3 separate regions of the Homo sapiens genome follow, and regions 2 and 3 are each linked to region 1. A link is a loop called in an ENCODE intact Hi-C map of the cell type or tissue named here. Cell type or tissue: OCI-LY7. All regions are shown on one strand. Each heading gives the region's core, and the rest is flanking DNA. Links, peaks and the distances in the headings are about the cores only.

Region 1 (8,137 bases), core at 1-8,000:
TTTTTTTGTTCATGACATGTCCCCAGTGCCTAGAACAGAGACATCTGTGAAACGTAAGAAGGAATGGGAAAGCCACCACTGCAGGTGGGCGTCTAAGGAACCTGCAGCCTCTAGCTCTCTTCCCGGTCCTCCCATCCTTGGGCTCATCACCACTGAAAGCCTTTGGCCGATACTTGGCCTATCTCTGTAACTTCAGTTTTCCCATCTGACGAACAGAATTAATAAAATATGCCCAACTTACAGCAAAGAGATAGCACGAGACTAATAAGGAACATGTAAGTGTGATAAGACTGAAAAGGGGAAACAGATAGGAGCCAACTATTCTATTCTTAAAATTAGAATTGAAGGCCATGTGCGGTGGCTCACACATATAATCTCATCCCACTTAGAGAGGCCGAAGTGGGCCGATTGCTTGATCTTGGGAGTTCGAGACCGGCCTGGGCAACATGGTGAAACCCCATCTTTACCAAAAATACAAAAATTAGCCATAAGTGATGGCACGTGCCTGTAGTCCCAGCTATTTAGGAGGCTAAGGTGGGAGGATCACTTGAGCCCAGGAGGTCAAGGGTGCAATGAGCTGTGATGGCACCACCGCACTCCAGCCCGGGTGACAGAGTGAGACCCTGTCTCAAAAATAAAATAAATAGATAACAATTTTAAAAAGTAATATATAGATATAGATATAGATAGATATAGATTGATTGGAGTGAGGGATACAGACAGAAGAACTGGAATTCCACTGAGAGCCTAAGTCCCTTGGGAGCAGGTGTTTCTTCAAGACCTTATCACAGCCGCAGCCTGAAGCTCAGAGTCTCTCACACAGTAGGTGCCCAGTTGATGAGCTGCGCTCAGTCAGCCTTCAAGATGACCCCCAGCATGACCCCCAGTGATCTCGCTTCCCAGCCTTCACAGCCTCACGTGGAATCCTCCCACACTGCATCTAGGACCCAGAGAATACAGCAGAAGTGATGACATGCCGCTTTCAAGGCTGGGTTCTGAAAGGCACCATGGCTTCTCTCTTGGTTATGTTCTCTGTCTGTGTTTCTCTGTCTCTCTGTTTCTATCTCTGTATGATCACTTGCTCCAGGAAAAGCCACCTCCTGAGCAGCCATTTGGAGATGCCCATGTGGAGAGGAACAGAGGCCTCCAGCCCACAGTCACATAAGTATGCATAAAAGCAGTTCCTCCACCCCAGTCCAGTCTTCAGAGACCACTGCCCCAGTCAACAGCTCAACTATAATCTCACACGTGTCCTCGACACTCAGAATAATGAGCTAAGCCGCTCCCAAATCTCTGACCTTCAGAAACTATGTGATATATACATGTGTGTTGTTTTAAGCTGTTAAGTTCTGGGGCCATTTGTTATGCAGCAATAGAAAACTAATACACCACCCACCCACATCTCTGCCTCCTGGCTCTGCTGAATTGGGGCTGGGGCTCAGCCTCCCCCTAAGCTGCCTCCAGCAGTCAAGCCCCTTCTCTGCCTCCCACCTCTCTGGTTCCCACTTCCTCCCTCCCTTGCAGACCACCCTTCTGCCCCTTCCTCAGCAAGGGCCACTGACAGGGGCCAGCACAGACCCCAGCGGAGGAAAGGGAAGGGCCACGAGAACCAGGATCTCACCTGGTCCTTGAACTCGGGGGACTCATGGCTCTGTCTCCTGGCATGAGATGGAACCTCGACCTTGCTCCCACCACATTGACTCAGCCTTGTTTCCTGAGAGGCAGAGGCCCTCACCCAGCCTCCTTTCCCCTCCATCCTTCCAATCCCACCACAAAGGAGCCATGCTATCCCTTGCTTTCTCCAAGCTGCCTAGAGACCATCACTCTCCTAGTCCCACCACAGTCTCTCCCATGCACCTCAGCACTGGGGGCTGGATTCTTCTGCGGGCCATTTCCCACCAACAAATGCAACTGCCACAGCTTGGCAGGAGTTCCTGCAGAAGAGAGAAAAGCCCCGCTGGCTTCTCACACCCAGGATGTCTGCCTCTAGTTGCCCACTGGATGGAAACGTCTTCCATTTCTTAAAGACTCAAACTCCCCAGAGTCTCCTGGTCCCCCTGATGCTGACTGCCCTCAGTCCTGCACCCGCATCCCATTCTCCAAAGAGCTCACAATGGCAGCCAGCAACTGGCAGGGCTGCCTCTTCCTTTCCTCATTAATTTTGTATTTTTAGAAAAGTGATGCACACATGTAGTATACAGTCCAAACAATTATGCAGCATTCTCTCCCTGGCGCTCTCATTCCAGAGTCCAGAGGCCACCACTTTTCTTCTTTAAATCTGCTTCTGAAAACATAAGGAAATATGGCTATTTTTATTTATTATATCTTGACATTATTTGCTGACTTTCTACCACAATAGTGGTGATTCGACACTTGCTTTCCACTGTATTCCCACTTTCCTCCCCCACCCATCATCCCAATATATCTTTAGATCATAATTTTGGGTTAATAATCAGTGTTTACATTACTAGGACTATCAAATTGTGTTAATTGCAGAGCCCAATAGTGTGCAATGAACTTGTTCCTTTCTCATTATCCACTCCTGCCGCCTGCCCCAGAGGAAAATGCTTCCTTCTATCATTCACTTAGTTGTCAATGTCCTTAAGGCTAACTCTCCCCCAAATACTTCCATATTTCTGCCAAACACCTATCAACAACTGCTTCAAACTCTAACACATCCCATAGGCTGGCAGTTCCGCCTTCCCTGGAGGCCTTCTTCCCAGGGCCCTCTGACTTCCTGTTCTGTTGCTACAAACTGCCACCTTGGGGTCTCTCTTGGTCTCCCCGTTGGGCTAGGTCCTGCTTCCTGCACCCCAGGTCCTCCTGTCTCTTGGTTTACTTGATTGTTTGGGTGGGACGCATCCTCCACTATCTCCTGAGGAAGGATACACAGAAGGCAAAGGTTTTAAAGATGTTGTATGCCTAGAAATGCAGTTATACTATTTTATACTTGAAAAATAATTTGGAAAGATATAGAAATTTAGGTGGAAAATGATTTTCCATCAAAGTTTCAAAGGCATTATTCTATTGTCACCTGTCTTCCAGTGCTGCCATCGTGAAGTCTAATGACATTTCATCCTTAAATCTTTGTGTGTATTGTTCTTCTCCCCTGCAACCTCCAGCTTGCGAGGCTTTCTCTTCATCCTGAATGCTTTCAGATTGTATGGTGACATGCCTTGGTGTAGAATTCTAAAATGGTGGTCCTTAACAGGCTCTTTCCGTTCAGAGGCTCCCATCCTTCACTTGGTAATTTTCTTGTATTATTTATTTGAAAATGTCTCCCCCTTGTATCTGGTCTCACCTTTTGTAACTCTAATTAGTGGAACCCCAAATCATCTGATTGACATGCTAGTTGTCTTTGGTGTCTTATTGTCAATCTTTTTGTCTTTTTTCTAGCAATTTTCTTGACTCCACCTTCTATCTTATTTATTAAATGTCCTCTTTCTTGTGCTTTGATGATCCCTTTCTCCTAGAATGCCAATCTTTTTTTTGTGTGTGTGTGTCTGTGGTCTTGCTCTGTTGCCCAGTTTGGAGTGCAGTGGCGTGATCTCAGCTCACTGCAACCTCCACCTCCTGGGTTCAAGTGATTCTCCTGTCTCAGCCTCCCGAGTAGCTGGACTACAGGCATGCGCCACCATGCCCAGCTAATTTTTGTATTTTAAGTAGAGACAGGGTTTCACCATGTTGGCCAGGCTGGTCTCGAACTCCTGACCTCTGGTGATCTGCCCGCCTCAGCCTCCCAAAGTGTTGGGATTACAGGTGTGAGCCACCACACCCAGCCTAGAATGCCATTCTTGTTTCCTGGATGCAATCTCCTCTATCAGCTCCCAAGAATGTGACTGACAGGGGCTTCATGTTGAGCTTTGCTCTGCCCCTTCCCTCTGCTTCCTCTGAGTGCCTCTTCCCTATGTGTTGCTGGTTGTGCTCCATGTTGGCTGCTTCACTCCTGTGTTCAGTGACCGTGGGCAGTTGGTTCATCTCCAAGGGCACAGCCCTGAAGAGCTCACTGAAGACTTCTTGCTGGCAGGGGATGGTTATAGACTGGTGGCTATAGCAGATTCTTTGTTGGGCAACCCTTACCTGCAAACATGTTTAGGTCTCCTCTCTAGGAACATATGTCCTGCCTGGTACTTGTAGGTCATGCTGCCAACTTCCTGGGAGTAGAGTCGGGAGGGGGTCTTGGGGATCTCCTCAGTGTAGGTGAAGTCTTTCTTCTTATACCTCGACCCCTTTTTAGTCCAGAACCCCACCCCTGCCTTCTGCTGTCCTTCAGCCCCTGAGCCTAGAGCCTCCTTTCTACAATTTCCCCAAAGAACAAACTTCCAGGCTTGTCTGAGGCATGCTGTGGAAGGAACCTGGGATCTCAATGGCTTCCCAGACAGAGTGCTGATCAAGCCCCCTGGTTTGGCCTCCACTGCCCCTGCCCCATGGCCTCTGTAGTGCCAGCTGTCTCCACTTGCCCAGGCTTCTGGGTGGGACCAAATGAATGGCCTTGATTATTAGCAGCATCGTCCCTCCTTGCCTTCACCTGTCCTTGGGTCCTAGCTTTGTCCCATCTGTTCCCCTCACTCACATCTCAGTCTACCTATCAAGAAAATGGGGATAACAGTGGTTCCCATCTCCTGGGATTGCTGTGAAGAAGAAATGAGCTCAGGGTGGTGTCATCATCACCAAGATGGAAATAACCTGGGCAGCCCCTCGGGCAAGCTCTGTCCCCAGTGTGTGTTCTGTTCTGCTCACACAGACCCAGAAAGAGGAGCCAGCCAGGTGACAGTATGAAACACACATGTTGAGTGTGCAGAGCCGGGAACTCTGTTCCTTGCACGTGCTCCAGGCCCTGCCAATGGTGCATGACCAGTCACCAGCCAAGCATGGCGCTGAGAACGTATGTGGCCTCCCTGAGGCTTTGCTCAGTCCCCTCCCTCCACACCCACAGAAAGAGGTGTGCACACATGCAAAATAGCAATAATAATAGTATGAGATGGCAGCTGAGACCTGTGCAGCTGATGACAGTTTGAAAGAAGGATGAGCAGGCTCTCTGCCATCTGCCCACCAACTTTTCAAGTTACTTTTACCCACCTTCAAAATTACATCTGCTTTTAGCAAGAATTACTGATGTGATAAAGATGGGAGTGTTCACCATGCAAGGGCAGGTAAGTTGCTCTGTGCCACTGGGGGTTTAACCCTTAAAAGGAGAGGGGTCTCCCTTCAGCTGCTGCAGGATCCTGGTAGAAGGGGGCACAGATGACATGAAAACCCAGGGAGCCATGCCTGCTGCTGGGATCCGGGCTCACCCACCTCGTGCCCCTACCCAAAACTGTCGGGACACGAAGCCTTGCCGGGAGCCTCGAATGCCCAGGGGCTTGGCCAGGCCACAGACTGTGCGGGGAATGTGTGCACACTGCCCACTTTATCCCATGGCTGTGCCCGCCATAGGTTATGCAGCAGCAGTGGGCACGCGCAATTCAGTTGAATTCAGGGAAGCCAGCAAGTGCTAGGGAATTTCGATGGATGACCTAAGCATGGTCAGGTGTCTATTTAGAAAAATATACACGGCCAGGCGCGGTGGCTCATGCCTGTAATCCCAGCACTTTGGGAGGCCGAGGTGGGTGGATCACAAGGTCAAGAGATCTAGACCATCCTGGGCAACATGGTGAAACCCCGTCTCTACTAAAAATACAAAAATTAGCTGGGTTTGGTGGCGCACGTGTGTAATCCCAGCTACTCATGAGGCTGAGAAAGGAGAATCGCTTGAACCCGGGAGGCAGAGGTTGCAGTGAGCTGAGATGGCACCACTGCACTCCAGCCTAGTGACAGAGCGAGACTCCGTCTCAAAAAAAAAAAAAAGAAAAGAAAAATATACACTTAGGAGGGCGAGGCAGGCAGATCACTTGAGGTCAGGAGTTCGAGACCAGCCTGGCCAACATGGTGAAACCCTGCCTGTCTCTACTAAATATACAAAAATTAGCTGGGTGTGGTGGCGCACACCTGTAGTTCCAGCTACTCAGGAGGCTGAGGCAGGAGAATCGCTTGAACCCGGGAGACGGAGGGTCCAGTGAGCAAAGATTGCACCGCTGCACTCCAGCCTGGGCAACAGAGCAAGACTCTGTATCCAAAAAAACAAAAACAAAAACAAAACAAAAAAACAAAAAAGCAAAACAAAAAAAAAAAACCACTTAATGTACATGATGTGGTAGAAGAAAAGCACTTATTAGTGAGAATTGCCGCCTCCTCCTAAGAAGAGTGTCCCCTACTGCAGGGTGCTTTGCTTCTTAATCAGGCTCAGGAGGGAGGGTCTGAGGCCATTGAGACCATGCCTGGAACAAGGAGGCAGACAGCCAGGCTGGTGACTACAGAGTGCCACGCACACACAGGGGGTGGAGCCAGCACCTCTGTGCTCCACCTATGAAGTGGCCGGCAGTCCTTCCCAGGAGGGTGTGAGCTGAGGTCTCCTGGGTACACCAGCCAGCCCACGGCACAGAGCCTGCCTGTTGGTCTCTACCCACAGGGGATCCCCTGCTGCTCCACCATCAGATTTGGGACACCACCCCCCCCCCGGCCCCACCAGAGGGCATCAGCTATGCCTAGGTAAGTGCTCATCTTAGGGACAAGTAAGAACATAATCAACTGCAGAAATGTCTGCAGGTCTGGCAGGCTCTGCCTCTGCTGCCCCATGCAGACTTCAGCCCAGGGCACCCTTCCTGGTGCTGCACTGGCTGTGTTGTGGATCTGCCTTTCCAGGGCTGGCCTTGTAGACCCTGACCCAAGGAGCAGCTGGGCTGGTCCCACTTCCAACCAGCAGCAGGCAAGGGTGGGACAGAGCCAGACTGCAGCCTCCCCAAGGCATGGCTTTGAGTGTTTTAAAAAACTTAAAATGGCCGGGCATGGTGGCTCACGCCTGTAATCCCAGCACTTTGTGACGCCAAGGTGGGTGGATCACCTGAGGTCAGGAGTTCAAAACCAGCCTGGCCAACTTGGTGAAACCCCATCTCTACAAAAAATTCAAAAATTAGCTGAGCATGGTGGCAGGCGCCTGTAATCCTGGCTACTCGGGAGGCTGAGGCAGGAAAATTGCTTGAACCCAGGAGGCAGAGGTTGCAGTGGAGATTGTACCATTGCACCCTAGCGTGGGTGACAGAGTGAGACTCCCTCTCAAAAAAAAACCCAAAAAAACAAAAGAACTAAAAATGTCCTTTATGCTTGGAGTCAAACATTCCAACAGAATAAAGGAGACAATAGGAATGCTACCACCCCAGACCCCAGGCCACTTACCTGACGGTCTCAGTCAGCTCAGGCTGCTATGACAAAGGACTATAGACTGGGTGGCTTATAAATAGCAGGCATTTATTTCTCATAGTTCAGGAGGCTGGAAGTCCCATATCAAGGTGCCAGTATGGTCAGGTCATGGGGAGGGCTCTCTTCAGGTTGCAGATGGCCACGTGGCAGGGAAAGAGGAAGAGAGCTTGGGGTCTCCATCCTCTTGACCTAAACTCCCAAGGGTTCCACCTCCTAATGCCATCGCACTGGGGCCGAAAATTTCTACATATGAATTTGGGGGGAGGAGTACACAAACATTCAGTTCATAGCACCAGAGAAAACACACTAACGTCCATATTTTATGCATCCTACCAGGAGTTTCTGTGTGCACACACACATACACTCATTCGAACAAATGAGATAAATCTATACACATACCCTCTAGCTTCCTCTTTTTCATGAAACAATATACTCTGAAGATTGCTGTGTTTCATAGACCTAAATATACCTCCTTCTTTTTTTTTTTTTTTTTTTTTAGACGGAGTTTCACTCTGAAGTTTCACTCGGAGTTATCCAGGCTGGAGTGCAGGGGCGTGATGTTGGCTCACTATAAACTCCGCCTTCCGGGTTCAAGTGATTCTCCTGCCTCAGCCTCCCAAGTAGCCAGGATTACAGGTGCCCGCCACCACACCTGGCTAGTTTTTGTATTTTTAGCACAGATGGGGTTTCACCATGTTGGTCAGGCTGGTCTCGAACTCCTGACTTCAAGTGATCCATCTGCCTCAGCCTCCCAAAGTGCTGGGATTACACCTTGAGAGCCACCACACATGGCCACCTCCCTCTTTTTTAATGACTGCATGGTAATGCAGACCTAGGGATG
Region 2 (10,369 bases), core at 2,370-10,369, 77 kb before region 1:
TATAAACCAAGAAACTACTGGTCAAGTGCTCAAACACAAGAAAAGGATCCCTTTCAACCCTGGGGGGAGCAAATGTAGTCAACAGACAGGCTCCAAACTGAAAAACTGAGAAGCAGTGATGCAATCGTGCTGTGGCTGGCAGAATTCTAAGATGGCCCCAGGATCCTGCCTGTGGTCTGTACTCACCTTCTTTCTCCCAGTTAGTCAAATACTCGGTGTTTCTGTGAAGGGGTTTTGCAGATGTGATCAAGGTCCCAAATCAGTTGTGGGGGAACAACCGGTGCTGCTGGCCTTGGGTCTGACGTCTGCACTTGACGGGTGGGCTAAGGCATTTTCACGGGGATTTGACCTATACCACGTTTGACTTGGGGACCGACTTGAGACTTCCCAGTACTTGCGGCTGCCGGGTGGGTCCCCGCTGGTGAGCTATCTGCCTCCTCACAGCCAGCTTCCTCTGAAGGGAGGAGGGGTGCCCATCCCACACCACTCTTCCACCTGGCCACTGTCCACGTGGGGTCCTTGCGGCCCAGTCACCTCCTCAGGGAGATGACAGGGATGATGGCTGTCTCAGACCTGGCCCCTCTGACACAGTCTCCATAGACCCATGCTTCAGTACCTGCCTTATTGTATCATTATTTAAATGGAAAAGTACTTAAAAGCATAATAAGTTAAAAATTGCTGATAACCTTCATTTTCTTCAGGAAAGAACCATTTCTTCACTCTTTTCTGCCATCAACAGACTAGTTTTCTCTTTTTACACATTATGACGGCCACTGCTAATTGTTTACTGTTAGGCAGCTATTGCTGCATAACCAAATACCCCAAAACGTAGTGGCTTAAAGTAACAATAAACATTTACTACCATGTTTGCAGTTTCTGTGGATTTGGGAGTGGCTACAGTGGGGGATGCTGGCTTGGGGTCTCTCATGAGATTATAGTCATGACATTGACTGGGGCTGCTGTTGCCCCAGATTGGGGTTGGAGAATCTGCTTCCATGACAGTAACTCACACAGCTGGAAAGTTAGCACTGGCTGTTAGTGGGAAACCTCAGTTCCTTCCCACTTGGACTTTTCCACAGAGCTGCTTGAGCATCCTCATAACATGGCAGCTGGCTTTCCTGACCTAGAGCAAGTGATCAAGAGGGAACAGCTGTTCTTTTTATGGCCTAGCTTCAGACATCACAGAGCATCACTTTTACCCTATTTATTAGTTGGCTCTTCTGAGTTACTAAGTCTGGCCCAGATTCAAAGGGAGGGAAATTTGGCTCTGCCTTTTGAAGGGAGAAACTTCCAAACATTTGGAGACATCTTTCAAAACCACCACACCTGTCCAGTATCTGTTATTCCCTTCCTTCTGTAACTGTATTCTAAGCAGCAAGGTACCTGGCTAAAAAACATTTCCCAGCCTCCCTTGAAAGAATTGGAGGTTACTGAGATATAAACAGAAGTTGTTAGGTAAGGCTTGCCAAAAGCTTTTTAAGAATGGGAACAAGTAGCTAAAATGTACCCTTTGCCTCTTCCTGTTACTGGCTGTTTGGAATGCAAATGTGATAGCTGGTACTCCAGCAGCCATTTTGTGAATATGAGGCAACTCTGAGACTGGAAATCATATGCTAAAAATCAAAGGGAAAGTGGAATGAAGCCTGGGTCCCTGGTGACATCATGGAGCCTCCCATAACTTACTTGGACTGCCTAACACTGAACTTCTTTTATTGAGGGGGGTGGAGGACTGACATTTCTTGATATTTCTTGATATTTAAGCCAAGGTTACTACCAGATAAACACAGATCCTGGCCGAGCACGGTGGCTCACTCCTGTAATCTCAGCGCTTTGGGAGGCTGAGGTGGGTGGATCACCTGAGGTCAGGAGTTCGAGACCAGCCTGGCCAATATGGTGAAACCCCGTCTCTACTTAAAATACAAAAAATTAGCTGGGCGTGGTGGTGGGCACCTGTAATCTCAGCTACTTAGGAGGCTGAGGCAGGAGAATTGCTTGAACCTGGGAGGCGGAGGTTGCAGTGAGCTATCACACCATTGCACTCCAGCCTGGGCAACAAGAGCCAAACTCCGTCTCAAAAAAAAAAAAAAAAAAAAAAAAAGCAAAAAACCCACAGATCCTAAAAGATAAGCTCACCATAGTTCTTTTTTCACAACTGGCTTATATAGACTCCATCATGGTATTTCTAGGCCCTCTTCCTTCACCGTGGGTATATCTTCCCAAGGGCCTCTGAGCAGAGATAAGGGGGAAAAAAATACAAATCCCTGACTCGCCAACCTCCCTGGCAGCTGGGCGTGCCAGGAGACCACACTTGGGTCCGTGGGATCTAAGGGCCCAGCACGATATCTGTGATTTCCAAGAGACCCCGAACTGGGAGAGAGGAACCCTTGCTGCCTTCTGCTCTCCCTCCACCCACTGCCCGGGACCCAGAGCCTTGCCGGTGGCCCAGGAGCCCCCCACGGGCAGAGGAGCTTCTGCACCCACCCTGCTGCGTCCTCCGGCTACATAATAAGAGAGAATAAGGAGGTCCTCTCTTCCCGCAGCAGGGCTGCCCCTCGCACATACGGCCCTCTCCAGTGCCAAGTCTGGACCCAACGCAGCCCCTTGCGAGGATGCAGTGAGCAGAGCTCACCAGGGGGCCTTGGGAGCTCTGCTGGAGGGACCTGCAGAAACAAGGCTTGGGGAAGGACAACTGGATGCTCAGACAGGAGGACCACCTGGCAGTGACTGCTGTGGGCAGCCCCCTCTCCTGGCTCTCATCCTTTCTCTTGCAGATGCTGCAGCTGCCCCTCTCTGCTGGCTTTGCCCCTTTGGCTCTTAGCATCCCAGGGCTTCCTCTCCTAGCAGCCTCATGGCTCAGCTTCAGCACCCTCTGCTGACTCTCTGAATCTGCAGGGACAGACCCATTGGGGGAGATCTGGTGGGCAGCTGGTGGCTCTGCCATTGGTTCTCCCAGCAGGCCACCTTGCAACCCTGGTCAGCAGAGTGGGCTGCCCCGGGGAAGATCTCAGATCCAGTCTGTCAGGGGAGCACGGTGAGAAGCACGCAGCTGCAGCCAAGAAGCTTCTGGGGCCCCCAGGGGCTGCCCAAGGTGCGCTGTGCAGGGCAGAGGCTGGGCTGGAGTCCTGGCTGGACTGCCCCAAATGCCTGGCGCCCTCATCCTAAAGTGGGGAGCATCGTCCTGCCTCTCATGGGGCTGCCACATAAATATCTCCTCGGTGCTGAAGAGGGCTCTGCAAGGCACTTGATCCACAGGAGACGACCACCCGGGGCTGCAGCAGGGTGAGAGGGCAGTGCCCAGAATGCCAGGACTGTCCAGGACACATGCCTTCAAAGTCAGGGGATACAGCAGAGAGCCTAGCAGCTCCTGTTTTTCTCCTCAACATTCTGTTTCAAAAATTTTCAGCTGGTCGCAGTGGCTCACGCCTGTAATCCCAGCACTTTGGGAGGCCGAGGCAGGTGGATCACGAGGCCAGGAGTTCAAGACCAGCCTGGCCAACATGGTGAAACCCGGTCTCTACTAAAAATACCAAAATTAGCCGGGAGTGGTGGCACACGCCTGTAATCCCAGCTACTTAGGAGGCTGAGGCAGGAGAATCGCTTAAACCTGGGAGGTGGGGGTTGCAGTGAGCCAAGATCACACCACTGCACTCCAACCTGGGCAGCAGTGGGAGACTTTGTCTCAAAATAATAATAATAATAATAAATCAACCAGAAGCCAAAAGAGTAGTGCAAAGAACACGCTTTACTCTGATTCGCCGGCTCTTCAGTGATTGCCATGTTCACTGTATTTCTCTTTCCATCTCTCTGTCTATATCTCTATATTTTTTGAAATGATTTGAAAGTCAGCTGCTGACATCACAACACTTTGCCCTACACATTTGCAAAAAAGGAGGACTTGCTCTTGGATAGCCGCAGAGCCTGTATTGGACTGAAGAACTTTATTGTTAATCTATGAATATTGTATAATATGCAGACCATATTTACATTTTTGCAATGGACTCTTAATCTCTTTTCTATCCAAATAGCTCCTTTTTTTTTTTTTTTTTTTTTTTGAGATGGAGTCTTACTCTGTCACCCAGGCTGGAGTGCAGTGGCGTGATCTTGGCTCACTGCAACCTCCGCCTCCCAGGTTCAAGCAATTCTCCCACCTCAGTCTTCTGAGGAGCTGGGATTACAGGCGCCTGCCACCACGCCTGGCTGATTTTTGTACTTTTAGTAGAGACGGGGTTTCACCATGTTGACCAGGCTGCTCTCAAACTCCTGACCTCCAGTGATCTGCCTGCCTTGGCCTCCCAGAGTGTTGGGATTATAGGCGTGAGCCACTGAGCCTGGCTTAAATATTGCTTCTTTATCAACCAAACTGAGATCTCTGTCTTCAGAATGCTGCACTCTCACCCTGGTCATACCCCATGTTAGGGCTTTTCTGGAGCCTACCCACCTCTTCGGGGTGTGTTGGGAGAGTGCCGGTGAGGGTGGAGAAGGGAGCTGCAGGGACCAGAACATTTCATCCTCTCACTGCCACCGTTGTCTGTAAAGATACAGCTAAGCTCTGACAAAGGCACCGTTGGTTTTCCTGCCCTTTAAGAAGTTTGCTTCCAGGACCACAGACCTCCAGCCCCACTCTCAGCGACCCTAGGCCATGGGGCTGTTCTCAGGCTCACAGCCATCTGTAGCCCTGCCCCCACCCAGTCACCCTCCCATCCTTTCTTAGAGATAAGACAAAAAAAGAGTACCCCTCGTCTTCCCCCAGTGTGCTCTCCAGAAGGCAGGGGGTTATGTCTGGAAGAAATTGGTGATTACTAGGAAATCGTCTACATTTGTCCACCCATCATGACACCAAGCACTCAGGCTTCTCAGGCTCCTGTCTCATCCCCACAGATTGAATTTGGTCCCCACATCCCCAAATTTATGTGTTGAGGCCCCAACCCCCAGTGTGACGGTGGCCTTTGGGAGGTGATTAGGTCATGAGTGCGGAGTCTTCAGGATAGCATTAGTGACCTTTTTTTTTTTTGAGATGGAGTCTTGCTCTATCACCCAGGCTGGAGTGCAGTGGCACAATCATAGCTCAATGAAACCTCTACTTCCTGTGTTCAAGCAATTCTCCTGCCTCAGCCTCCCGAGTAGCTGGAATTGCAGACGCCCACCACCAGACCCGGCTAATTTTTGTGATTTTAGTAGAGTTGGGGTTTCGCCATGTTGGCCAGGCTGGTCTCGAACTCCTGACCTCAGGTGATCCACCTGCCTCAGCCTCCCAAAGTGCTGGGATTACAGGCATGAGTCACCGTGCCCAGCTGGATTCGTGACTTTTTAAGAAGAGAGGGAGGAGAGAGAAGAGAGAGAGAGAACATCTCCACCATGTGCGGTAACAGGAGGAAGACGGCCATCTCCATGCCAGGGAGAAAGCCCGCTGCTGGCGCCTGGATCTTGGACTTCCCAGCCCCAGAACAGTGAGAAATAAGCCACCCAGTCTGTGCTATTTTGTAATAGCCTCCTGAGCTGATAAGACACTCCATGATGCAGGAATTAGGCCCCCTGCACAGGAGGGAAACCTGCTGCAAGAGACACAGTGGGCCACACAAAGCCACGCCCGGGACCTATGTTGGAGCCTGTTGATCTGTTAGATCAGTTGACAGCCAGTTAAACAAACAGGGGTCTCCCATCATAAGAGGTTGGCAGGTGGGCCTTCCCAGGGCCAGGGAAGTGGCTCAGGGGTGCCCACAGGGACCCGGCTCCTCTACCATCCTTAAAGTGTTGGCTTTCTGCTCTAGAGACACTTGTCACTGCTCCAGGTCTGCAGCTGGAGTCAGAAGCCCGGGGAGGCTGGTAGAAGCCAGCAACCTGTGCCCTCCGTAAGAAGAAGCTGCTTTTCCAGAAGACTTCTGCTTCACTTTACTGGCCACAGGGTGCTTGTCCCCGCCAGCACTGGGGGAGATGGGGGAAGCAAGTTTCTGACCTGGCAGCTCTTGTAGGGGAGGTGGCACCGGAGAGTGGCTGGGCACATCCATTGGATCAGCCCATCCAGTGTGGGCCACCCCCGGGGTCTTATTACAGACCCTGAATTCTGACTCAGTTGCATAACTTGGGACAATTTGGGGAACTCATTCAAATTCCAAGTGCCCTTTAAGGTTTAATTGGATACGTAGCAAATGAGCATGCTCTGAGGTGTGGGTTTTTGCTTTCCCAGTAGTGGGGGAGCAGAGGATGAAATGTTTCTAATTCCACAACTCCCTTCTGCCTCTCTGAGATGTCCCAGGGTTTTCCTGGTGAGAATTGTTAGCCTGTGTGTCCGAGGGTTTTCAAGCTCACTGTAAGCTTGATCAAGGCAGCTCTGACCCCCAAAAGCTTCCTCGCAGGTGCGATGGGGGAGTCCCTGGGACCTAAAAGGAGGGCAAGCACCGGTCCTTCTCCCCACAGCCTGCAGCTGGCTCTGTCTTCCCCCACAAGCTGAATGGTTGTGCAGCAGGGGTGCAGGCAGGGGAGGGTGGGGCCCAGGCAAGGGCTCAGCTCCTCCTGGGCTGTGACACTGAGGTCCCGCCCACAGCTCTCCTGCTGGCCCGGCCCACCTGCAGCCTCTCCTTGGGGTCTTCCCCACACCTCCCTTTCTTGTTGAGGCTGCTGGGCCTTTCTCCTCCTGAGCTCTGGCTTCTGCACCTGCTGCATGTTGATCCTTCCCACAGCCCTGTTTCCTAGTCATAGTGTCACCTCCAGCTGGGCCAACCTTTCCCCTGGGGGCTGTGCTCCTGGCTCCTCAGAGGACACACCTCTACCCCAGTCCACTGGGTGCATCATGGACTCCTTTGACCTCCCTCTGGTTGGTTTTGGACTTCAGGGAGTCCCAGCAGGAGATCCCCGGGAGAAAGAAGGAGGGAGCCTCCCCCAGAGTCTCTGCAGGTGGGCTGTGTCCCTCAGGAGCAGGCGGTGGCTTTCAGGGCTCCTCTCCTCATGCTGTTTGCAGGTTTGCTGCACAGCCTTCCCACCCCAGGGTGACTCAGTGGTAATGGCCCCCTTCCCTGCTCTGATCTCTGGAGGGGATGGCCTTCAACACAGCTTTTCCTACACAGTTCCTGTCTCTGTCAAGGCCTCAGGAAAGGCCGCTGCCTGCGGGTGTGCGGAGGCCTTCGCATCTGTGACTGGCACGGCCCTAGCCCCTTCAGGTGAGCCAGAGGCAAGCACTAGTTAAGACTTTCTCCTGTAAGTCAGAGTAGCGACAACATTTGCATTTGGAATACAGTCGTGAAGTTAATTTAGTTTCATGAGCGCTGGCTGAATGCAGGCACTGAGGTGGAGCTTCTGGGCTAGGTACCAGGTGCCAAAATGCAGGTGCTCACAGCCGGGACACAGGACCATGCATGGAGAGAAGGCAGCAGGGCTCAGGAGGAGCTTCTGGGGAAGAGGAGGGGTGCACAGGGCTCGGTGGGCTAACAGGAGTTTGTGGATCCATAAAAGACACAAGGGAGTGGTATGTAATGGACACAGCCCCAGGACCAGTGAGGAAGGGGGAAGTGCTCCACAAGGAAGGGGAGGCCACTGACGGCAGGCACCCCAGGGACGCAGCGAGGGCGGAGGGCACTGTGCTTGCCGCCAAGGCAGCTGGATGCTGTGGCAAGGCCATTGAGGAGAGAGAGAAAGGACTGAGAAGCTCAGAAGGGAAAGGGGAAAGGGCCAGGGGAAACTCTGGGACCGCTGTGAGAAGCATGCCCCGAGGGGCCGGGACCTTCAAACCTCGGCTCTGCTGTGTGATACTGGGCTGGCTAGTGAACCTCTCTGAGCCTGTTTCCCCATTTGAAGAGTAAGAAAAACACCTGTTGTGAGCGAAGCATCAAATAATGCAATGCTGCAGCGTGGGCGCCGCACGCTTGGGGTTTGTGGTTTTCTTCCCTCTTCCAGCCTACACTGGTGACCTTGGAGTCCTCACCTCGCCATGGCCAGCCCCAGGCCATCCCCCCAGGCCCTTTGGGAACCAGGCAAGTTTCCCCCACCACCCACCCCACCCCTCACAATGTGTTCTGGATGATGCCCAGGGCCTCGGGGTCTGCCCCTGGCTGTGTCCTAGCAAAGGCATCAGGCGCGGCGCAGAGCCTCGAGGCAGCCGCGGTGCAGGGAGCAGGTGCTGGCAGCTGCCGTCAGCCCCACAATGTGGCTTTTGTCGGCCGGGGTAGCTGTGGAGCCCAGGAACAACCAATGTCGGGGAACAATTCCCAAGGCTCAGCCTGAGCGAGGCTGCAGCTCTCAACAAAGCCACCGAGAGCCGTTGGGCAGGCGCTTTTGTCATGCAAATACAGGCGGGGGACCGGCGCACTCCCCTGCATGCTAACCACTTTGTGATTCAGAGGAAGCCAGGGCCCTCCCGGGAAAGGCGGTGGCTCCTAGCTTCCCTGGGCCTGCCCTGCCTCTCCCATTGTCCTCTCCTGCACCCGGCTTGGTGAGCATCATGCTGGGCCTGGGACGCAGGCCCGGAGGCTCAGAACTCACAGTCTGACCAGGAAAGATGCAGAGGCTGGAGGACATCACCCCAAAGTGTGCAGCTGGCCTGGAAGAAGGAGACTGGGGAGCTGGGAGAGGGCTGAGCGAGGAGACCCCTCCGAGCAAGCCAAGCTCCCAAGTTCGGACCAGCCAGCCCGGCTGAGGACAGCATCTCATGGGGGAGAGCCTCAGGGGCAGAAGGACTGTGCATCCCAAGGCCCCAATGGGGTGGCCGGTGACTGGTTCCAGGAGAGCCTGGCTGGTGTGAGGAGGGCCAGTCTGCGGGCTCCTGGTGCACAAGGCTTGCATGCTTGAATGGGGCTTGGAGAACAGGTCAAGGGTCCAGGCCCTCTGGGCGGGGCAGGTGCCCCAGGGCTGGGCCTGTGTGCCCTTAGGAAAGGGCCTGACAGGGGCCTGGAGACTCAGGGTCCATCCCGACCCCACCCCACCAGCCCAGATGGCTATTTGGCATGTTGCTGAGTTTTTCTGAGCATCTGTGTGCTTATCTGTAAAACCAGCATCGGAATAAGCTCCATTTTAGGGCCACGGTGAGACGAAATAAAATAATCCAGATAAAATGTTGAGTTCAGTGTTCAGCATGTACTAGGCTCACAATGGATGATATCAACGGACAGCAATTTGCAAAAATTTCCAAACTTAGAAATGCAGATACTAATTTCCCAATAATGCTACTTCTAGGAGTTTATTCTACACATATTCCCACATGTGCAAAATGACATATGTTCAAGGTTATTTTTCACAGATTTGTGATGACCAGAGATTGGAAACAGCCCAACTGTCCATCTAGAGAGCCTGGTTAAATAGATGATGGTCTGTCCATCCATGTCACAGAGTAGTCTGCAAATGAAACAAGAACGGGGTGCCCTTTGTGCACTGACACAGGGATCTGACCTCACAAGGAGACACAAAGGAAGGACCCCTGCACAGCCAGTGCCTGTGGCCCAGAGTCGGTGTCCTATGAAAGGAATGGGGCCAGTATCTTGGGGACCCAGGCAGCCTGCTGGGCAGGGACAGAAGGTCCACTGGGCCCAGGGAAAAGGTTGGGGCAGCAGGAAGGGCAGTGTGCCCATTTCTCTCTCTCTCCTTTCTTCTCTCTCTCTCTCTCTCTCTCTCTCACACACACACACACACACACACACACACACACACACACACACAGAGAGAGACTTGGAGATAGAGACTTTCTCCTGCAAAAACAGACCATCTTGGGCAAGGTGGAGCACACAGCTCTGTAGGCTAGAATAACACAACCAGTCACCATAGCAACAACAGGGAGTTGTAATTTTCAGACTGTGAGCTGCGCCAGAACCCAGGGAGAGGATGCAGGCCACCAGCAGGGCTCCCTCCGGGCAGGTGTCTCTGTAACCCGGGGAATGGAGGCCTCAGCCACCTAACCTGTAAAAGTAGGATCTGATCCGCACACCGCTGCCCTGTGATGCCTTGGAGGAGAAATTGAGAAAGGCTAGGAGCTTTGAAGCAGGCTGAGGGCTCTCCAAAGCGTGAAGGCTGTTAGCCTCTCCCAGCACGCCCAGCGGGGATGCCTGGTCCCCTTCTCTGCTCCCGAATGCCCTCATTAGAGACGCCTGTGTGCAGCCCTGAATTTCTATCATAAAAGCATCTTTCAAATGAATAAATAATGACTAGAGAAAAGGAAGAAAGCAGATTGCATTTCATTGGGCAGGAAAGTTGCTTGGTCTCTCGGGGCTATTTGGCCAAGCTGCCCACAGGTGCCCACTGCGTGAACACAGGTGTGAGTCCCCACCAGATGCTGTTCATTGCTTTCTAAGTACCCTCGCCCCCACCTCCACCCCAACCCCAGCCCCATCCCAGCCCTTCCAGCTTGCAAAGTCATTCTATCATGGCTGTCTCTCCAAAAAAGAGCCAT
Region 3 (10,758 bases), core at 47-8,046, 230 kb before region 1:
ATAGAGGTTGCTAGGTGGAGGGTGCTAAGTGAAAATGCTACATAAACTGTCTGCTTTTTACAAATGGTAGCAATCTTCCTGTCTAGTTTGCCACCACTGGAAGTGCCCCAATAAACCCTAGGTCTCATTCGCTGGCTCCAGCTCTTAGACATGTTGCCATCGCTACTGGAGTCAGTAGGGATCTGGCACAACACCTCAAGAACGTTCCTCAGATTCAGTTCAAGGATCTCGCTCAGAAATGGGTCTCAGTGCCCCAGAGTGAAGAACAAGTCCACATCCCAAGCCTGCAGTGGAGAATGAGCTCAGGGGCCAATGATCTGGTGGAAGGGCTTGCCCGAGAGAGAAACAGGGATCTCCACTGCCAGGAGGGATGAATAAACTCATCTGAATCAACCCAGCTAATCTGTCCACCCATCAATCCAGCCAACAACTTAAAAAAAATGCTCAAAATATGAGAAACATCTGCTAAAGATATGAGATTAATGAGGTTATAAAGAATGACCTTGTTTAGGACTATTTAAAGTCTAGAGGTGACTGCTGATGCTGGAAGAGTGACAAAGAAACATGAAGATCTTTTGTAGGGTTAAGGGGACAAAAAGCAGAATTCAGGGCCCACCAAGAATAGAAACACTAGTTGGGGCCAGGCTCAGTGACTCACGCCTGTAATTCCAGCACTTTGGGAGGCCAACACAGGCAGATAACTTGAGGTCAAGAGTTCGAGACCAGCCCGGCCAATATGGTGAAACCCCATCCCTACTAAAAATATAAAAATTAGCCAGGCATGGTGGTGGGTGCCTGTAGTCCCAGCTGTTCAGGAGACAGGAGAATCACTTGAACCCGGGAGGCGGAGGTTGCACTGAGCCAAGATCGCACCACTGCACTCCAGCCTGGGCGACAGAGCATGACTCCATCTTTAAGAAAAAAAAAAAAAAAAAGAGGCTGGGTGTGGTGGCTCATGCCTGTAATCCCAGCACTTTGGGAGCCTGAGGCGGGTGGATCACAAGGTCAGGAGATGGAGACCATCCTGGCTAACACGGTGAAACCCCGTCTCTATTAAAATACAAAAAAAAATTAGCTGAGCGTGGTGGCGGGCGCCTGTAGTCCCAGCTGGTGGCGGGCGCCTGTAGTCCCAGCTACTCAGGAGACTGAGGCAGGAGAATGGCGTGAATACGGGAGGCGGAGCTTGCAGTGAGCCAAGATCGCGCCACTGCACTCCAGTCTGGGCGACAGAGCAAGACTCCGTCTCAACAAAAAAAAAAAAAAGAAAGACTAGTTGGGGTGGGTGTCACCCTTTGCATGGGGATACCAAAAGATTGCCTTCTCTGAGAAAACAAGAAAATTAACCCTCATGAGGGCTACAGCCTGGCTTCAGTCATCAGTGTGGCTCAGGAGACCTCAATTTCTGAGCTGGATTAAAGAGAATGTTTATGCTATGAACCTGCCAGAAGCAAGTCTCTGTAAAAATAACAATAATAATAATAACAATAATATCATTATCCTATGCTTCAAAGTATTTTTATAAAGTTTTGCATACTTAATATCCAACTCAAAATGAAAGAGAACCAAGAATTCAAGAAGACAAATCAACACAAACGAAAACTAGTAGAAACAATAGGCAATAGAAATTGACCCATACAAGCCCCAAGTAGTGAGGATATCACATGGAGATTTTTAACTAGCTATGCTTACTACTTTCAAAAAGATAAAACACATAATTAAAAATTCTGCTGAAACTGAAACTGTTTTTTTTAAATGAAATAGCATAAATGAAAGAAGCCAGACCCAAAACGCTATATATCATATGATTCCATTCATATGACATTCTGCAAAAGATGAAACTATAAGGATGGAAAACACATCAGGGGTTATGAGATTCAGAGGATCAGGAGATGGCTATTATAAAGGGGATGCACAGGACAATTTTTAGGGTAATGGAGCTACTCTGTCTGCTACTGGAGTGCTAGCTACAAGTATCTCTGTGTTTGTCAAAACCCATAGAACTGTACACATTACAAAGAGTTCATTTTTAGTGCATGCAAATTACAAAACCTCAACCAGTAGGTTGGGGAATCCCAGGATGGAACACAGACTGTGACAAGACACTCACTGAATTACAAACATGACCTCCGTGAGGGGGTGGGAGGAGGAGCTGGCCTAAGTAAGTTGGGAAAGCGGTGTTCTTACTGGAAACACCTGCAGACAAAGGGAGCGATGCTCTACTCAGCACATGCATGTCAAGTGAGAGCAGGCTAATGATTCCGAAGCTTCCACACAGGTACACTGGGCTTGAACAAACAAGTGAAGGCATGCTGGGTGGTTAGAGCCAGTGTCTCAGTGTGGCGAGTGTGGAAGGGGGGTTATGGATCAACAGTGGGGGCGGGAATGAGTCCTGTAGGGCTGGCCTTGAGTCTGAGATATCAGTGTGAATCCAGGCTTAGTTCAGTGGACAAAGAGGGACAGAGAGAAATCACTAAAGGCACAGGATATGATATGGTTTGGATGTGATCCCAATGTGATCCCCAATGTTGGCAGATCTCCCATGAATGGCTTGGTGACTCCTCACAGTAATAAGTGACTTCGTGCTGTCAGTCCACACGAGAGGTGGTTGTTGAAAAGAGCCTGACACCCCTCCCCTCTCTCTTGCTCCCTCTGTGGCATGTGACGCACCAGCTCCCACTTTTCCTTCCACCATGACTGAAAGCTTCTTGACATCCTCACCAGAAACAGATGCTGGCTCCATGCTTCTTGCACAGCCTGCAGAACCATGAGCCAAATGAACTTTTTTCTTTATAAATTATCCAGCCTCAGGTATTCTTTTATGGCAATGCAAATAGACTAACATGATATACAAATGGGTGAGTACACATACATATGTGTCCTAGCTCTGTCCACTAAGAGAGGCTAGAGCAACAACTCTCCAGTGGCCAGGAGAACACCCAGCGCCCAGGTCTTGGGCTCTATACCATTTTCCAATCAAAGGAAACAGGATCCCTGGAGAAAGGAGAAATCCAGGAAAGAAAGGCAGAGGCTGCAGCATATCTCTGCTTCCCTTCAGCCTGAGTTGGGGGAGACCCCCAGGGTTGCCCCAGGTCTAGCTGGAGCTCATTTTGTCATATGCTTCAACTCAGGTCCATCCCTTCAAAGTCAGTGACACCACTCATCTGTGCTGCCATCAGAGGGACTTTGACAAAATGGGACTAGACCTGCCCTGAGGCCCCTAACCTAGAAAATCTCCGCACTCCCTTCACCCCAGCCTGCAGGGTCCTAAAGCCGGCTAGGCCTGCTCTGCATGGTTCACCAGGCCACCTCGTGGGACGCAGCTTTGCATGAAGAGGCCATTGGTTTTCTTCCTCCGCAGTTGCACCTGGAATCTCTGCCCACAAAAGCTAAGGGGGAGAAAATGGCCAGTCCAGGTGTCGCACAGCTGCAGGCAGAGATCCTGGCGGACCCCTTCTGTAACCAGAAGGCACCCTGTGGGGGGCTCCCTTTTGTCTTGGGGCACCTCCACCTCTACTTACAGCTGCCTGTGCCCCTGCGGCAGGCAGGGCAGGTTGGGAAAAATAGGTCCCAGCTGAGTCACACTCTTAGCTCCAGCCCAGACGGCTTCTTGGGCCAAGGCTGCTTCGGGCTGTGCTGTGCAGTACAAGAGTCTGGGTTTGTCTGGAATCCACAGTAAATAAAAAGGACATTCCCAAATGGCTCATGAAAATAACTTGCAAACACCAGGGAGAAAATAGATCATCTTAAGGAAAAAACAAAACTCCTAATCCACACTTCCTTCCCAGGCTCACTTTTTCCCAAAGAGATGTTTTTATAAAGTCATGAATGGGTTTTAAACACATATAGTAGAAGGACGGTGAAAGCAGGCTTAAAAGGGATGAAATGCTGATTTAGTTAAAAGAGAGTGATGCAGAGAACTGGGGTTTGGACACCCATTCCCGAGGAGCCACAGCCTGCAATGTGCCACGTGTCCCTCCAGACACCCAAGGCCATATGCGCATGCGTGAGGATATTTGTGTGAGTGCTTTGTACATGTGGGAGCATGCTGTGCACATGTCCAAATATCTTGATCACAGAATCCTGCTTTCTGGAAAGACACATGCCATTGTGTGAATGGATGATACTTAAGTCATCCTGTTTGGTGGGCATTGGGTGTTTCCTGACTTTTGTCACAAACACTGCTTCAGTGAACACATTTGTCATTGTCTTTACTCAATCATGAGCACATTTGCAGAATAAAATCCTACAGAAGAAATCACTGAGTCACATGTGTGCAAACACAGTTTGTTTGAGTGATGTTGCTGGAGCCGTGGGGAGTCGAGGTGGGCAGAGCCCAGCGAGGGGTCCACACCAAAACTGGCCAGACACCAGCCACAGGGCCTCTGACCTCGGCCACACTCCCCAGGGGGCACCAGAGGAGCAGCGCCAGCATGCCCCGAAGACAGGACGAATGCCCACAGTCAGCACCACCATAGGGAGGAGGAGCAGAGGAGGGCTGAGGAGACTCAGGCATCTGAATAAGACTGAGATTCCCATTAGGCTTTGCCCATCCAGGACCAGCTGAGAGGACCAGAAGCAGTGCTGAGTCCAATTGCCCTGTAGACCCTCCAGCCTGAGGAGCAAGGTGCAGTGGATGGGGACAACTGTTCCAGAAGTATGAGTGGGAAGCAGCTGCATTCATCTGCATGTAGGAGAAGCAGCCACATTCCCCTGTACCTGGAGTCTCAGCTGGAGGTCCACAGTATCTTCCCAGGAGAGGCAGGTCAGCATTTCTTATCCTGCCTCCAGCTGCCTGAGGTTAAGTTCTAGGTGAGGGTGACGAGAGGTGGGGGCTCCCTGATGTCCAGCCACCACTCGTGACATGAAGGCTCTGCCTTGGGCACAGTGCTGCTGAGAATAGTGAGGCCCCACCAGAAGAGGTAAGCTGAAAAAACCCAAAGCTACTGCCCACCTCCATCCATCAAGTGCCTAGCTCCTGAGGTGGGACTATCACCTGGAGAGAAGTGCACCCTTGTCCCCACCCCCAGCTCAATATCCATTGCTTGGAGATTTTTCCCAGAGAACCTGAGGAGTTCATCTGGAGTCAGAACATATATCAAATTCAGTTCATATCCACAAGGATTGGTTCCAGGACTCCCCAAGGATACCAAAATCCATGAGTGCTCAAGTCTCTTGTATAAAATGGCCTAGTATTTGCATATAAAATACACACATCCTCCCATATACTTTGAATCATTAAATTACTTATGCAAGGTAAATACTAATGCAATATACATGCTAGGTAAATATTTGTTATACTGTATTGCATAGGGAATAATGACAAAGAAAAAAGGCAGTTCAATATGGACACAACCATCTTCTTCTTTAAAAAAAAACAAACTAACAGTATTTTCTATCTGCGGTTGGTTAAATGATGGCTGTGGAACTCAATGATATGGAGGGCCAACAGTACCAACCTCCAGAACCACTCCTTCAAAGGATCCTGTATTTGATTGACTCCGTCTGTAGAGCAATTGAATCTCAAGGGCATTGTTGAGAACAACACCACAATCAGCCAGCAATTACTGGAGCTTAAAGCTGGTGTGGTCAGGGAAAGAGACAGTCAAAGAGGGACTGCCAAAACCACTGCCATCACTGTGACTGTGGAGCCAAAGCTGCCTGAAGAAGCAATAGCAAATGTTCAACACCAGGGGAGTAGGTTTCACTTAAACAATCCAGCCCTTCACTAAAAAATAAACAAGTAAATAGCAAGCCCTCTGGGGGAAATGGGGACAAGCACCCAGAGATGCTACAATATATTATCTGTTATCTAAAATATCCCAGCAAAAAATAATGAAACATGCTAAGAAACAGGAAAGCATCATCTGTACCTCAGAAAAAAACAGCAAGAGAAACTTCCTGTGAGAGTAACTCGATGTCAGATTTTTAAAAATAAATTTTATTTGTCTATATTTGAGGTTTACAACATGATGTTATATGTATACACAGAAAAATGGTTACAATAGTGTAGCAGATGAACATAGCTGTCATCTCCTATAGCTACTTTTTTGTGACAAGAGCAGCTAAATAGGTGTCAGATTTAACAAAGACTTTAAAGTGGCCATTATAATATGTTCAAAGAACTAAAGAAAGCCATGATTCAAGAAGTAAAGCATGATGACAATATCACATCAAATAGGAAATAGCAACAAAGAGAGAGAAATTATTTTTTAAATGAAGATACTGGAATTGGAAAGTACAATAATGGAAATAAAATTCACTAGAGTTTTTAGTGGATTAAACTGGCAGAAGATTAAAACTGGCAGAAGAAAGAATTCATTAACTTGAAGATAGATCATCAGAGAGTATGCAAGCCAAAGAACAGAGAGAAAAATAAATGAAAAGTGAACAGAGCTTCAGAGATATATGAGACACCATCAAGCACACTAGTATACACATCATGAGAATACCAGGAGAGCAGACAGAAGAGAAGGAAAAATATTCAAATAAATAATGACTGTAAAATTTCTAAGTTGATTGAAAAACAATATACATCCAGGAAGCTCAACAAACTCCAAGTAGGATAACCACAGACATCCACAAAGAGTAAAATGTACTATATCTCAAATAGTAAAAGTGCTGGAGGAAAAAAAAGCTGAAAGCCAAAATCAAGTAGACAATTTTGAAAACCTGCAAACAAAAAAACAAAACAAAGCAAAACAAAAACATGTCCCTTACAAAAGAATTCCCATAAGATTCACAGCTGCATTCTCAAAAAAAAAAAAAAAAAAAAAAAGGCCAAAAAGCACTGGAATCACATATTTAAAATGCTCAAACAGGCCAGACATGGTGGCTCACATCTGTAATCCCAGCACTTTGGGAGGCCAAGGCAGGCAGATCACCTGAGGTCGGGAGTTCAAGACCAGCCTGGCCAACATGGTGAAACCCCATCTCTACTAAAAATACAAAAATTAGCCAAGTGTGGTGGCACACACCTGTAATCCCAGCTACTCGGGAGGCTGAGGCAGGAGAATCGCTTGAACCCAGGAGGCAGACGTTGCAGTGAGCTGACATCGTGCCACTGCACTCCAGCCTGGGCAACAGAGTGAGGCTCTGTCTCAAAAAAATAAAAAATAGGTCCCTGCGGCGGGTGTGTTTCGGCCTGGCCTGGGCAGGCGCTTGTGCTGCCAGGGCGCCGGGCCCGGGGAGGCCGGGGTCTCGGGTGGCGGCCGGCCCAGGCGCTGGACTGCAGCAGGATGGGGAAGGCGAAGGTCCCCACCTCCAAGCGCGCCCCGAGCAGCCCCGTGGCTAAGCCGGGTCCTGTCAAGACGCTCACTTGGAAGAAAAACAAGAAGAAAAAAAGGTTTTGGAAAAGCAAGGCGCAGGAAGTAAGCAAGAAGCCAGGAAGCGGCCCTGGTGCTGTGGTGCGACCTCCAAAGGCACCAGAAGACTTTTCTCAAAACTGGAAGGTGCTGCAAGAGTGGCTGCTGAAACAAAAATCTCAGGCCCCAGAAAAGCCTTTTGTCATCTCTCAGATGGGTTCCAAAAAGAAGCCCAAAATTATCCAGCAAAACAAAAAAGAGATCTCGCCTCAAGTGAAGGGAGAGGAAATGCTGGCGGGAAAAGACCAAGAGGCCAGCAGGGGCTCTGTTCCTTCAGGCTCCAAGATGGACAGGAAGGCGCCAGTACCTCGCACCAAGGCCGGCGGAGCAGAGCACAATAAGAAAGGAACCAAGGAAAGGACAAATGGTGATATTGTTCCAGAATGAGGGGACATCAAGCATAAGAAGCAGAAAGCTAAGGAGGCAGACCCTGCCCCACCCACCGAGGAAGACATGTGGTTTGACGACGTGGACCCGGCGGATATCGAAGCTGCCATAGGTCCAGAGGTGGCCAAGATAGCGAGGAAACAGTTGAGTCACAGTGAGGGCAGCGTCAGCCTCAGACTCGTGGAAGAGCCGGCCTTCGGCGGCCTGACAAGAGCCTTAGCCTTGGACTGTGAGATGGTGGGCGTGAGTCCTAAAGGGGAGGAGAGCGTGGCCGCCCGTGTATCCATCATGAACCAGTAGGGGAAGTGCGTTTATGACAAGTAGTCAAACCAACCGAGCCCGTGACGGACTATAGGACAGCGGTCAGTGGGATTCAGCCTGAGAACCTCAAGCAGGGAGAAGAGCTTGAAGTTGTTCAGAAGGAACAACTGTCAGAAGGAACAACGGTACTGTCACCGCTTATCTTCAGTGACACCCTGGGGTGAGGGGCTCAGCACCTTCCTCTCGGGGAGCCACATTTTCCTCCTTTGTCTTAGGGGACATAACAAGCTCTGCTGGGCTTGAGGGACCCAGACCAGGTGTCTGCAGTCAGCTCCTGAGACACGGCTGGCCGGCACAACAGGTGTTACATCAGGGGTTTCCTGTGGCCGTTTGGACTTTGAGCGTTTATCTAAATTAAATTGGCCCAGGGTTGGCTGGTGGGTCACCCAGCAGAGGCTTCTCCCCATAGCACGAGGATGTGTCGTCTGGGCACGGTGACCGCGGTTATTCCTGGAGGTCGGCAGACATGCCGACCTTGGGCTATTTGAGCTGGAGAAGCTATGTGATGCTAGCCAGTAGCTTTCTTGGCTAGGCCCCAGTTTGAGGCTCCCCTGGGAACTAGAGTCAGGAACAGCCAGTGGCACTGACAAGGGGACGGAGTCCAAGGCATTATTGGGCCACCTGACAGCTGGACAGAAAAGGTGCAGTCACACCGAGGATGTGATTTAAAATAAATGCAGAAGTTTACTTTGAAAAAAAATGAATAAAATAAAAATAAAAAATAAAATAAAATGCTCAAAAAGAAAAAAAAAAACTATATCCAGCAAAACTATCTTTCAAACATGAAGATGAGCTGAGCATGGTGACTTATGCCTGTAATCCCAGCACTTGGGAGGCAGAGGTGGAAGTATGGCTTGAGGCCAGGAGTTTGAGACCAGCCTGCACAACTTAGCAAGACCCCATCTCTACAAAAAATAAAACGAAAAATAAATGAAGGTAAAATAAACTCTCAAATAAACAAAAACTGACAGATTTTGTTGCTACCCGACTTCACTTCCCCACTTACAAGAAATACTAAAAGAAGTTCTTCAGGCTAAAACAAAGTGACCCCAGAGGGTAATTAGAATGTACCCTAAAAAAAAACCCAAAAAGTGCTGGTATAGGTAATTACGTAATTACATCGTATAATTGCAAAAGACATATAAAATGCATGTTTTTTTCATTGTTCTCTTAACTGATTTTAAAAGCAATTATATAAAGTTACATATATAGAATGTATAGTTGGACATATAACATATAGAAGTGCAATATACTTGCCAATAACAATAAAAAGGAGGTAGGTGGCAACAAAGCTGTATTCGGCTAAAGAAATGGCTACAGACGGTAACTTGAGTCCACAGGAACAAAAGAGAAGAACTAGAAATAAGGAAGAAGGTTAATATAACAGAAGCTATTAATATATACTCAGTCTTCTTTCTTCTCTAAACTTCTTTAAAAGACATAAAAGTATATAATGTAATAATTATTAAAGAGTCTCTGGGTTTGTAACAATAATGTAATATGTATAACAGTAATATCACCAAAAGTGGGATAAAAGGAACAGAGCTATATAAGAGTAACGTTTCTATGTATCACTAGAACTAAGCTAGTATAAATATGAAACTGATGCTAATAATTTAGGACGTATGTAGTAAGACTTAGAATAGCCACTAAGGAAATAACTAAAAGAATTGTGAAAAAAAATTAATGAAGTTAAAATGGTACATTAGAAAATATTTAACATAAAGGGGAATCGAGGACTGAAAAGACGTAAAACATATAGCACCCAAAAAGTAAAATAGCAGATGCAAATCTAACTATAACATTAAATGTGGATGGATTAAATAATACAATCAAAAGGCAAAGATTATCTGGCTGGATTTAAAAAAACATGATCTAACTATGTATTCTCTACAGGAGATGCACTAGGCCCAAAGACACAGTGGGATGGAAGTAAGTGGATAGAAAAAGGATGCACCATGCATAAAGCAATTGCAAGAAAGTTGGAGTGGCTATACTAACATCAGACATCTGACAAGCTAGACTTTCAAACCAAAAAAAGTTTGTCAAGATAAAGAGATATTTAAAAGTGATAAAGGGATTAATCTATCAGGAAGATAAAGCAATTATTTAAAAATTATGCACCCAGTAATGGAGCACCAACATGGAGGAAGCATAAACTGACAGAAAGGAAGGGAGAAACAGACAATTCAGCAATGAGAGTTACAGATTTCAATACCACATTTTCAATAATAGAGAAAAGGTTTCCAATAAGTAGTCTAAGTTTCTACCTCAAGAAACCGGGGAAGGGGCAAAATTAAACCAAAAGCAAGGAAGAAGGAAATAAGAAGTAGAGGAATATAAATCCATTAAATTGACTACAGACCAGTATCTCCCATGAATATAAATGCAAAAATCATCAATAAAATACTAGCAGAACTAATCCAGTAACTACAAAAAGGATTAGGCACCATGACTGTGATGGTTAACTTGGCTCAGGGGCCAGTTGCTTGGTCAAACATCAGTCCAGATGTTGCTGTGAAGTTATTTTTTTAATTCAAATTAATAATTTAATCAATACACTGAGTAAAATCAAATTACCTGCCATCATGTGGGTGGACCTCATCCAATCAGTTGAAGGCCTTAAGGGAAACGACTGAGGTCTCCAGAAAAATATATTCTGCCTCCAGATTGCTGTTGGACTCAAGAC

Evidence for each region. A loop is a pair of places that touch in the nucleus more often than their neighbours do. Peaks named below come from ENCODE experiments on the same cell type or tissue, not always from the same donor. Only the 100,000 strongest peaks of a DNase experiment are listed, where the experiment ranks them.
Region 2: it touches region 1 in a loop (4-fold over the local background); 18 of 110 quality-filtered maps call a loop at or near these places.
Region 3: it touches region 1 in a loop (4-fold over the local background); 2 of 110 quality-filtered maps call a loop at or near these places.

The regions. Positions count from the first base shown.
Region 1 is chr15:31,227,723-31,235,859 of GRCh38, reverse strand. LINC03034 (long intergenic non-protein coding RNA 3034) reads left to right here and starts at 4,998. Exons shown (of 4, transcript NR_171016.1): 1 at 4,998-5,153; 2 at 6,509-6,588. In OCI-LY7, for the core only: no CTCF peak of the experiment used is centred there; DNase peaks (open chromatin) are centred at 4,889, 6,379, 7,449, 7,699 and 1 weaker place; H3K4me3 peaks cover 4,278 bases; H3K27ac peaks cover 6,043 bases.
Region 2 is chr15:31,304,612-31,314,980 of GRCh38, reverse strand. No RefSeq gene overlaps it. Among named protein-coding and RNA genes, the nearest start is that of KLF13, 17 kb to the left of the region's middle. RefSeq lists enhancers at 2,021-2,781, 7,623-8,208, 6,976-10,369. In OCI-LY7, for the core only: no CTCF peak of the experiment used is centred there; DNase peaks (open chromatin) are centred at 6,500, 7,260, 8,250, 9,750 and 1 weaker place; H3K4me3 peaks cover 3,666 bases; H3K27ac peaks cover 4,924 bases.
Region 3 is chr15:31,450,616-31,461,373 of GRCh38, reverse strand. It overlaps the pseudogene LOC400347. Among named protein-coding and RNA genes, the nearest start is that of KLF13, 130 kb to the right of the region's middle. In OCI-LY7, for the core only: CTCF peaks have their summits at 3,398, 5,532 and 5,732; DNase peaks (open chromatin) are centred at 1,303, 2,093, 3,323 and 3,993; H3K4me3 peaks cover 4,736 bases; H3K27ac peaks cover 7,640 bases.